Regions from separate parts of the Homo sapiens genome. Here region 2 is linked to region 1. Evidence: chromatin contacts called from ENCODE Hi-C or POLR2A ChIA-PET data. All regions are on one chromosome and are shown on one strand. The core of a region is the stretch at or near the end of the contact, and the rest is flanking DNA. Distances in the headings are between cores, read along the strand shown.

Evidence for each region. Hi-C counts contacts between places; a loop is a spot of excess contacts on that map. ChIA-PET counts read pairs that join two places held with the same protein, here RNA polymerase II (POLR2A). Pooled maps may share reads with other maps.
Region 2: a loop to region 1 is called in a map of Calu3, with 1.9 times the contacts of the local background. The contact joins two enhancer-like sites. A Hi-C loop is called at or near these places in 3 of 168 maps with a recorded cell type or tissue (Calu3, PC-3 and endothelial cell of umbilical vein), 3 of 37 single-sample maps with no recorded cell type and 4 of 50 pooled maps. POLR2A ChIA-PET finds 5 or more read pairs at or near these places in 1 of 52 experiments (activated naive CD4-positive, alpha-beta T cell).

The regions. Positions count from the first base shown.
Region 1 is chr5:100,837,232-100,842,214 of GRCh38, reverse strand. The region is part of intron 4 of ST8SIA4 (ST8 alpha-N-acetyl-neuraminide alpha-2,8-sialyltransferase 4); the gene reads left to right. Among named protein-coding and RNA genes, the nearest start is that of MIR548P, 23 kb to the right of the region's middle. RefSeq lists enhancers at 415-634, 1,549-1,798. Within about 2 kb of position 1,679, at least 5 of the 41 ENCODE cell types and tissues checked have a DNase peak (open chromatin) inside an H3K27ac peak, as active enhancers do.
Region 2 is chr5:100,646,256-100,651,354 of GRCh38, reverse strand. No RefSeq gene overlaps it. Among named protein-coding and RNA genes, the nearest start is that of FAM174A, 110 kb to the right of the region's middle. Within about 2 kb of position 3,539, at least 4 of the 41 ENCODE cell types and tissues checked have a DNase peak (open chromatin) inside an H3K27ac peak, as active enhancers do.

The DNA of each region.
Region 1 (4,983 bases), core at 430-2,929:
AAATAACACAGAATATATAAATACAAATATTTTAGTAATGTACAAATTGCAAATTCCTATCAGACTGAATAAAAGTGAAATACAGATATTTTTCATTAAAAAATTCTATTGAAGTAGTAAAATATTTGAAATCACATAATTCCACATTTTGAAATATGAATAGAAGTGTTCCTGCTGTATCACGTTCATTCCTTCTATAAACATGTATAGATTGCTATACTGCGCTAGGTCTGAAGCTCCAAAGAAGAAAACAAAGCAGGGGCTTCCTCAAGCAACAAAACCAGCTTGGTAGCCAACAAGATTACATAGGGAAGTGACAAGGTAGTTTTGGAATGCTAGATCAAGGGATTTGGCAAATGCATGTAATACCTCTGGTGGATGGGACATGTAATTTGTCACTGATTAGAGATTCACAGAAGAGATTCCAAACAGTATTAAAGATCAGCTAAAAGTATAGGCTAAGAATTTACAGTAATGCCTATCCACAAATTGTGTCAGAACTATGTTACCAGTGGAGGGTGTCTAGGTTTTTGGTGTCTTGAACAAATAATTGGACAAAACACACAAACAAAGCAAGGAAGGAATGAAGCAACAAAAGCAGTGAATTATTGAAAATGAAAGTGCACTCCACAGGATGGGAGGGGGCCCAAGCATAGGAGCTCAATAACTGCGCTACAGAATTTTCTAGTGTTTAAATACCCTCTAGAGGTTTCCATTGGTTACTTGGTGTATGCCCTATGTAAATGGAGAGGATATTTCTTGTCATAGCTGAAGTGTTTCCATTTGATTTAGTTCTAAGAAGTCAGCGTGAATTGGCCTTATGTTCCCTGCCTCCAGACCCTATCCTCCTGCCTCAGCAATATACTGCATAATTGACCTCTTTTTAAAGAAATAAGCATAATGACTCCAATACCTATGGCTTGAATAAAAATTTGTGTTGATCCCAATTTACAAAAGTCCCAGTTTACAAAAAGCATCAGGTTCCCAACCATAATTTTACATACTCAACTTTATTCTAGAAGGGCATGGAAGGCAATAAGAGTAAACAGCTATGCAACTATGGAAATCAGTAACCTGTGTAGAAATTACCAACATGACAACAAAAATACGTTCCAAATAGATTTATGAACCTCTCTTCTTTCTTTATCATGATGTACAGTAGGTTTTGCATTTCCCTTATTTTGGCTTTCTCATTTAACTTGGTGTGCACAGGAAATAAGTTTTTGAATGTCTTACTGTGACACTGAGTGTGATAATGAGGAGGCATACTGTGATTGCAAATGGATTAGGTGGGGGCCAGGGAAAGGGGTACTTACTAGAGAATAAAACACACAGAAACAATCTTTTTTGAAAAAACAAACTATCTTCATTTGTTTTTATTGTTTGGAATATATGTAATAAGAAAACTTTGGGGACTTTTTTTTTTTCTTATATTCTTAAGTAACCTAGAGACAAGAATGTTATAAGAAAGAATGTAGGCTGACTGGAAAAGAGACCCTAAGGAAGACAGAAAGCTCCAAAAATGTTATGGGCTAGTCAGGAGATAATATAGGCATTCATCTTCCTCTACAGTAACTTGTGTGTTAAGAAATGACTTTGCCTTATTCAAGCACTGTGAGTCATGATGAAATGAACCGCTTGGGGGAATTTTGCAACTCGCTCAATGTTCTGACCCTTTTCATATTTAGGTATGATTGGGGATTTTCTAACCAAGCTGATGATGATATTAGGGAACATTTTCATAGCTTGTTCTTTAGTCCATTAGAGCAACACATTGAAAACTAGTTTCATGGTATCCTTGAAAATTCCCCAACTTGTACCCTAAAAAAAAACTCTAAAATTGCCATGTGCATATGTATGTATATACACACACATATATATAAATAGACACACATACACACACATAAATATTTCATCAAACAACTGTATGTATTCTCTGCTTTGGATTTCTTTAAAATAGCACTACAATCTTGTTAAAATAAGTAGAAAATACTCTAAAATGTTAAAATAAAAGGGTGAAAGGAAATTTATAAGAACTTGGAGAAATCTAAACACATTTGAAAATTCTCATTTCAGGTATTAGACAATGTTGCTGTGTCTCACTGATAAGACCAAATAAGATATGACATGATATAAAAGTTTGGGATCAGGAACAGTTTAAAAAAGACTCCGTATGAATTGAAAATATTAAAAGTATATATTTTTATTTAAATATATGTATATATTATATGTAGCTAATGCTTACATATGGAAAATATTTTCATGATTTTTTGACATAATCCAGTTAAATTTCTTATTTTATAAAGGAAACTGTTGCAGCCCAGAGTCTCATCTGCTCAAAAATAGACACTCAGTTAGTGGCACAGTTAGAGTTGCTGATTCCAGGAGCAGCTCTCTTTAGACCAATCTCACTATAGAACAGTGTATCTTTATAATAGCATGGCAATATTTGTGCCATTTTATCATTTCTTTTTGATGTATGATTTTTCAATATAATAAAACCTATTGATTTAGAGACCCTTGTATGTATTGCCAAAATAATATTCAGAAAGTGAGTGCTTTCTATTTATATAAGTTATCACAGATCTTGAGCTGTTTCTGTCTTGTGTTTCCTGGCCAGAGATAAAGAGAAGATTATTTTTCATAGACAAGAAGAGGAAACAACTAAATTAATTGCCTTTGTAGCTAGGGATTTATAGTTCAAACTTTGGACCCAAGTTTTTAAATAATTCTAAAATAGGATTTCAATGGTTATTTTTTCAATTTAACAAAGAGAACATAAATTCTATAGCTGAGTTCTGAAGCATTTCATTAAATTTAAGTTCATTTATCTGCTCAGGCTTTCAGCTGACATCTGCAGAGCAAAATCAAGATCTTTTCTGGCAAATTGATTGATGGTGTGCCATATTATTTATAAGGCTCAAACTATGTACATTTGAAATATTTTCATTTAAATGAAATTTGAAACAAGATATGAAACCTTGCAATATGTATTTACCCAGAAAACAAGTGAAATTCATATCATAATTAAATATAATTTTTTTGCATATTCTAAGTTGGCAAAAGGTTATAGAAAAATTTTTAAATGGGTGGGTGTGGTGGCTCATGCCTGTAATTCCAACTTTTTGGGAGGCCAAGGTAGGAGGATTGCTTGAGGCCAGGAGTTTGAAATCAGGCTTTTCAACATAGCAAGCCCTCATCTCTACAAAAAAGAAAAAAAAATTAATGTTCTCTTTTAAGTGCAAGTTTTGTCACTATGGTTTAAATCATTTTGCTAGGAAGTTTATAATGTGGATGTCATAGTGTTGGAAACTGAATGCCACCATTTTATGATTTGCTGAAATTACCCAGTAGCAATTTTATTTTCTATTGTACATATTTGCTAGTCTATTCAAAGCAAATATTCATGAAGCTATAGCAAAAGAAACTGCCAGAGAATAGCTTCTAAGCATCTACAGTGTTGATGACTTACAGTGAGTCTCTGGAATTCACAGAAACATTTTCATTATAAATTCAGATTAAATTAATTACATTCTTATAGATAAATAAATACTTGTAATATAGTGACTTTTAATTTGATATTTAATTTAACAGGTTTTTTTTTCTCTAGTGCTCCAAATTTAATCAGTTACTAATGTTTTGACTGGAATGAAAAAAATACATAATTTACATATTACTTCTGGCCAAGATGTATTTTGGTTATGTTATTTGATGTGTATTCGTTAGCAGTCTAAGTAATGTAACATTGGTCTTCATTAAAATCTCTGATTTCTTTCATTTATCTTATAGAAACACCATACTGTAATTTCTGTTCCTTCTTCTGGTTGTAGAAGAGAGGTAGCAGACTCATGACTCACAGTTTGACTTGGCCTACTGACCTGCTTAATAACACAGATATTTAAAAATGAAATTAACTGTCAACATCTAAGTATCATGAGATTTTTCAACAGACATTTCAATATCTGGTGATTCTTTTAAAGATCAGAATATCTGGCAGTCCTAGATCTCTATTTCTTCATGATTATGGTGAGGCAGACCTAAATCGTGCTGTCTTCTATACTCTAGGCACTGACATCCTGTCCTTCACAGTCCCATGTACCGCTTTGTCTCATACATCCTGATAACAAGCCTGATTCATTCATCCTACTTTCTGGTTTTATCCAGCTCTCTAACCATTTGTTTTACTATTCTGCCTTATGAGAGTAGAATGAAGTATAAACATATATGGTAATTGATTCAGACACTCTCAGAAATGGAGAATACTGCATAGTTTCCAATGAATATCTCATTTAAAAATAATGACATTAAGACATTCTTGGGCAGATTAAGTGACTTACTAAGACAACATATACAATAGCTAGGTATCAAATATACATCTTTCGGCATGAGTTTAAGAAACCAAATTTGAAACAGTTGCAAAAAAGTAGGCCACATTTCACCAGTAGAGATTCCTTTCAGGCAGTGTGTGCTAGTAAATGTTTCACAACTAACTCTCTGGGAAAACAAAGTGGATTTATAGCATTTGCTGATTTTCATAATGTAAATACTCCCACCATGCCCAATTTCAAACTAATGAGGAGATGACAAGCAGCTCACAAAATTCCAAAAAAAGAAAAAATTCACTGTGGCTCTGTGGATCAGTAAGGGCCAGCTCTAGCACATCAGAATAAACATATGGTTCAAGGAGATTCTTGTGTAAATTGGGTGAAGAAAACTGCAGCTATTAACATTCAGGCTTAATAAATGAAATCATTTCTATCACACTGGCACCTCAATCAGAAATGTCTATCTCATGTATTAGAATATTTTCTTTAAATTTTAGCTGTCATCATAGTTTAGATTGGCCAATGCAATTGCACTGGCAACAGTGATATCTGTAAACACAAAGTCAATAGCTTTTACAGACTTCATCACTTCTGGTTTATTACACCAATCAAATATCAACATGTGTAATGGATACTTTATATAATAATCCCTAAAGTG
Region 2 (5,099 bases), core at 2,290-4,789, 190 kb after region 1:
TAGTCTCATGATAGTGAGTGAGATTTCACGAGATCTGATGGTTTAAAAGTTTGTGGCCCTCCACGCTTCACACTGTCTCTCCTGATCTGCCACAGAAGGTGTGCCTTGCTTCCCCTTTGACTTCTGCCATGATTGTAAGTTTCCCCAGCCATGCGGAACTGTGAATCAATTAAACCTCTTCTTTTTATAAATTACCAAGTCTCAGGTATTTCTTTATAGCAGTGTGAGAATGGACTAATACAAGGACTCTCTTAAATATGCATAATATTTAAATTTTGGTTTTATTTCAACACTTAAAAGAGGGAGTAAACAATAAGGCAGGCAATCTGATATTATATGAATTTTCTTACTATGAAATGTAAAAGATCTGTGTTCTAGCCTTAACTTTTAATAATAATTGTGGAAAATTACTTAACATCCCTGTAAAATTATTGGGTTGAACAGCATATTATGATAATAAATAATAAAATATACTAGTTGTACAACTATAATAGTTGTAGAGTTTTCAAAGTGTTTTGTGTAACATTGCCTTATCACCTAAGGTCTCTTCCAGCTGTAGGCTCTATGAAATAAAGCTTTAAGCATGACGATTCTAATTAACTAAGGTATTTAATGTGAAAAATTTGAGGAACCTGGGAAGGAAAAAAAGGAATATCTTCTTTTAGAATTCATCTTTCAAGGCAGTAGAACTTTCCTTCAATCATACCAAACATACCTTGCTTTTCAAGTAAGTGATGCTACTTCTAAGGAGACACAATCAGAATTTTAAAAGACAATTAATTAGACACATTTTATGTATTTATTTGACTAAAACTCAAGGTTCAACTATTTTTTAGAGAGTGTATTTCCTTTGGGTTACATGATGTCAATTTCCAAGAAGATAACTGTAATAAGAGATTCAGTTGGATATACAGAACTTCAGCATAGAATCCTTTGATCCAGGCTGTAGGCAAACATCAGGGGTTTCCTTTCCTCTTTCTCCCCAATGGCTAAACACAGTGGTGTGCTGGAGCTAATGTATCCGGCAAAGGAGAGCTGATCATGCCCAGCACTTCCCAACTCCAGACTCAGTAGCATCACATTATTGCCCAAAATCAGACATGGTGAGAGTACATACATTATGGAAATTAGTAAACGCTACTAATATAAGCTGTTTGTTTATTTGTTTTTGAGACGGAGTCTTGCTCTGTCACCAGGCTGGAGTGCAATGGCTCAATCTTGGCTCACTGAAACCTCCACCTCCTGGGTTCAAGTGATTCTCCTGCCTCAGCCTCCCAAATAGCTGGGACTACAGACACGTGCCACCACGCCCAGCTAATTTTTGTATTTTTAGTAGAGACGGGGTTTCACCATGTTGGCCAGGATGGTCTCCATCTCCTGTCCTTGTGATCTGCCCGCCTCGGCCTCCCAAAGTGTTGGGATTACAGTCGTGAGCCACCGTGCCCAGCCAATATAGGCTCTTTTTTAGGATGGAGAGAGGGATTCTGGGTGGCAACAAGTTTGCCAGTCATTACAACTTTACCACCATACCACTAGTCAAACCCTTGTAAATTCTGGTTGCAAGTAAAAGTCAAATGAAACCAACATTAAACACGTGGACAAAGAAAAACACCAAGCTTTTTCTGCCTTGAAACTAAAAACTAATCAAGAATCTTGAAGTGATGTGATTCTCAAACTGCAAAGCTCTAAAAAGGAAGCATTCCTTGCTTTACCTCTGAAACTAAGTGACAGAGGAAAGAATGTTAATATAATGAATTCTGAGAAGAGGCAGACAGACAAATTATACACTGAAGCCCATTAAATGTTCTTGCCCTTGAGGAATCTTAATCAATGAGAGATGCTGAGCAGAGTAAAGAAAACTGACAATTCCTTCTTTTTCTGCCATTGCCCTCCCACTAGGTGATGAACTCAGGCTAACTAAGCAGTTTTTGTGCCTCTTTGAGTTTGTCCTAAGCATTTAAATTAGCAGCTTAATTGTCTCTGTATGTGGATGGTGGGGTAAGATGAAGAGAGACTAAAAGAGACAATTGATTGCCTTTATTAATTTTAAGTTGATAACTTAATAATTAACTTATTTGAGTTTTGAAGGATTTTTCAATTTGCCATTGATTTTATTATTGAAGCAACTACAATTCCAATATTCTTTATTTTATGAACATAGGACTAGATTTGCTAAAACAGCCTCTAATTTGCCAACATATTGAGAACTTGAGAACTTTTTTTAATAAATGGAGGACTGTAGGAACATTTTATGTCAATGATGCTGATACGTGCTGAGAAAGTTGATCATTATTTTAATGTACTCATATGTGTTAGAGAAAAGTAAAAATAGAAAAAAATAATTGAATGACCAGATAATAAATACTTTTTTTATTTATTCCATTTTCAAATTTTCATCTTTCCCACAAAATGCCTCAGGGTAACAGTACTAAAATTAACATAAAATTAATCCCCAAAATTAGAGTTGTGATTATATTAGCATAAAATGAGTTTTAAAATACTTTTCCTTCAGTTGTCATCTATATCAGGTAGCCAAATGAAAAATATAGTCATTATGTGCCCCTTTAAGAAAGGTGGGGAATATGAGACTTGACAGTGTCACAGCAAGGAAGACATTTCAGAGCTAAATGTCCTTTATTGAAAACAACTTATATCCAGCTGTCTAATGTTTACATTTGAGGAATCTGAGAAGGCTGTGAAATGGAATTGGGTAAAAATGTCAGCAACCTCAAAGAATCCAAGAGAAGGAAGAAATGAGTCAATTAATAATCTCGTCCATTAATAATCTTTATACTATCCATATTTGTTGAATCAAAATGAAAAAAGTTTTTAAAGTTAATTAATAAGACCTTCAATGAGCAAAAGAAACGCATCAAACTACTGCACCCTGAAAAACATTATCACTGAAAGTGTCATCACACTAAATGTTGATACAGAATTTAAATTTAATAGGTACTTTCTTCTGTTAAAACTTTCAGAAATGTAATTTGTTAGATTTCTTCAAGCCATCTAACTCTAAGCATAATTCTAAAAAGATGTATGTCATCGTCAGATCTTTGCTTGCAGCAACTTTTAGCTTCTGCCTTGGGATCTTAGATATTGATTCTTATAGGATTTATTATAGTTATCCTTAATGGGCTTTAAAAAGAGGAGTCCTATAAGCGTTTGGGACTTTTCGAAGAGCTGACTAAAGAGAAAGAGTGTTTGTGTATTCAGATGAAATGCAAGGGAGTAAGCAAGAGACGCTGTGTTCGCTGAAAGAACAGCCAGTTCTGAGAATTCTGTGAGGTGTGCACAGAGATACTATGTAGCGGGAGTTCAGGTGACTTTGAGAAAAATAATTTCATTGTGAAATCCAGAGGCATTTAAGGAGAAACAGAGGGTACAGGCAGAAAATACTGTGCTTCCTTAGACAATAACTGAATCCAAAGAAATAGCCACGGTCTTGGAGGAAGTTATAACCTACCTAAAAAGGACACATGAAAGGAACTTCCATTTCTAAGAGGAGCTGGGCACAGGGCCAAGAGCAGGGAGTGCCTGACTGACACTGTGTAATTCTTTAACTAGGGCCAACCTGACCTGAGAAACTGGAGTTTTATATCTCCATGTCTCCCCTATATTTACTGAGCTTGTAACCCAAGATTCTGATGCACTTCAGTAATTTGTTCACGGTGTTGGCTGACGGTGTGTGAAATCCAGCAGCAAGAACCATAGGGTAGAGGGATAGTGAATAAACCAAAAGCTTAGAAAGTGATTAGCCCCGGGGGTGGAGGCAGATTTATTTTGAAGCTACTGAGACTTCAGTTTCAGTCTCTCTCTTGGACCAGCCCTTTTGTGTGGGCTGGCCTCAGTGGCTGCAGGCGTTATGAGAATGCAGCTAAGCTACAGACACATTTAATTTGGGATTAGTAAGATGTACATATCTGTGCTTTACAGTTATTTCCATTTATAGGTAAGTTTTTGCTTGTCTCAGTGTCAAAATGGCTTCCAGAATGTACCCACCACTACTGTGCCAATTCCCTTGTGTCCTGAAATGAAGAGGCAGGACTCAACATAAAACTCATAACTCTCACTACAAGGAATATTTGAATACTAATAGATGAATGAGTGTCACCATTACAAACAACATTTAAATTTAGTCACTGCCAAAGAAACTCATAGTATCTGAAATATTACAGTTCATATATAAAAGAAAGTTGATAGAGATTTGTCCAAATTTTCAAATAATTTTCCAAATTTAGGGGAAAAACACATTTACAGTAGTGCAGCTGTAATTTTGAACAGTTTTCTTAAAGGCAAGACTAAATTATCCTTCTATTTTCTCTAAGGAAAATAATATTATAAATTGTGGGCAAATAAACAGGTAATCAAAAAGTGTGTGTGAGAAAACATTTTAAATGGTCCATTTTCAAGGCCTAATAAAGCTAAGTACTGGCAACCAGCCTGTGGACGTGACAAACCGCACGGCTCATGCACCTAGAAGGTCACGATAAGTGAACAGAATGTAGAGGAGGGGTCAACCCATAAAAAGGAAGAAAGTTTCATTATTGGGAAATCAAAACTTAAGTGGGGAAACGGACGGGGGTATAACCTTATAAGGGGGATAATGAAACGCAGGTGACATCCGGGAAGACTGTAACCCCATATTACTCGGCCAATGAGGAACTGGGGGAGGTTCTTGCATGTTAGGAGGTAAATTACCTGCTGTAACTGCCCCAGCTGTGCCTGCCTATCAGACACCCAATCTTGCAAGACTGCTGTTAAAAATCTCGCTTCTGCTGTTCTCTGTGTCTCCGAGTCCATTCTTTGGGTTTGGACAGGCGAATGTGTTTCTCACAGTGTGCAACTAAAATATACATGGTGTTCCTCGAATTTTGGGCTGTTTGGGTTATAGTATATAGAGAGATGCAATCCCCAGATTCGTCTTTCAGAACAGAGGCCTTCATTCTTCTAGTGGCTGGAAGTGGTGGCTGCTTTTTGCTCATAGCTGCAGCACCTTCCAGGAATTGCCCAGCCTGATAGCAGCTGCCTTGATTGAGATTACACCCCATTCTGAGTGCAGCCCACCTCCAAACCAGGTCACTAGTGAGGTACAAAGA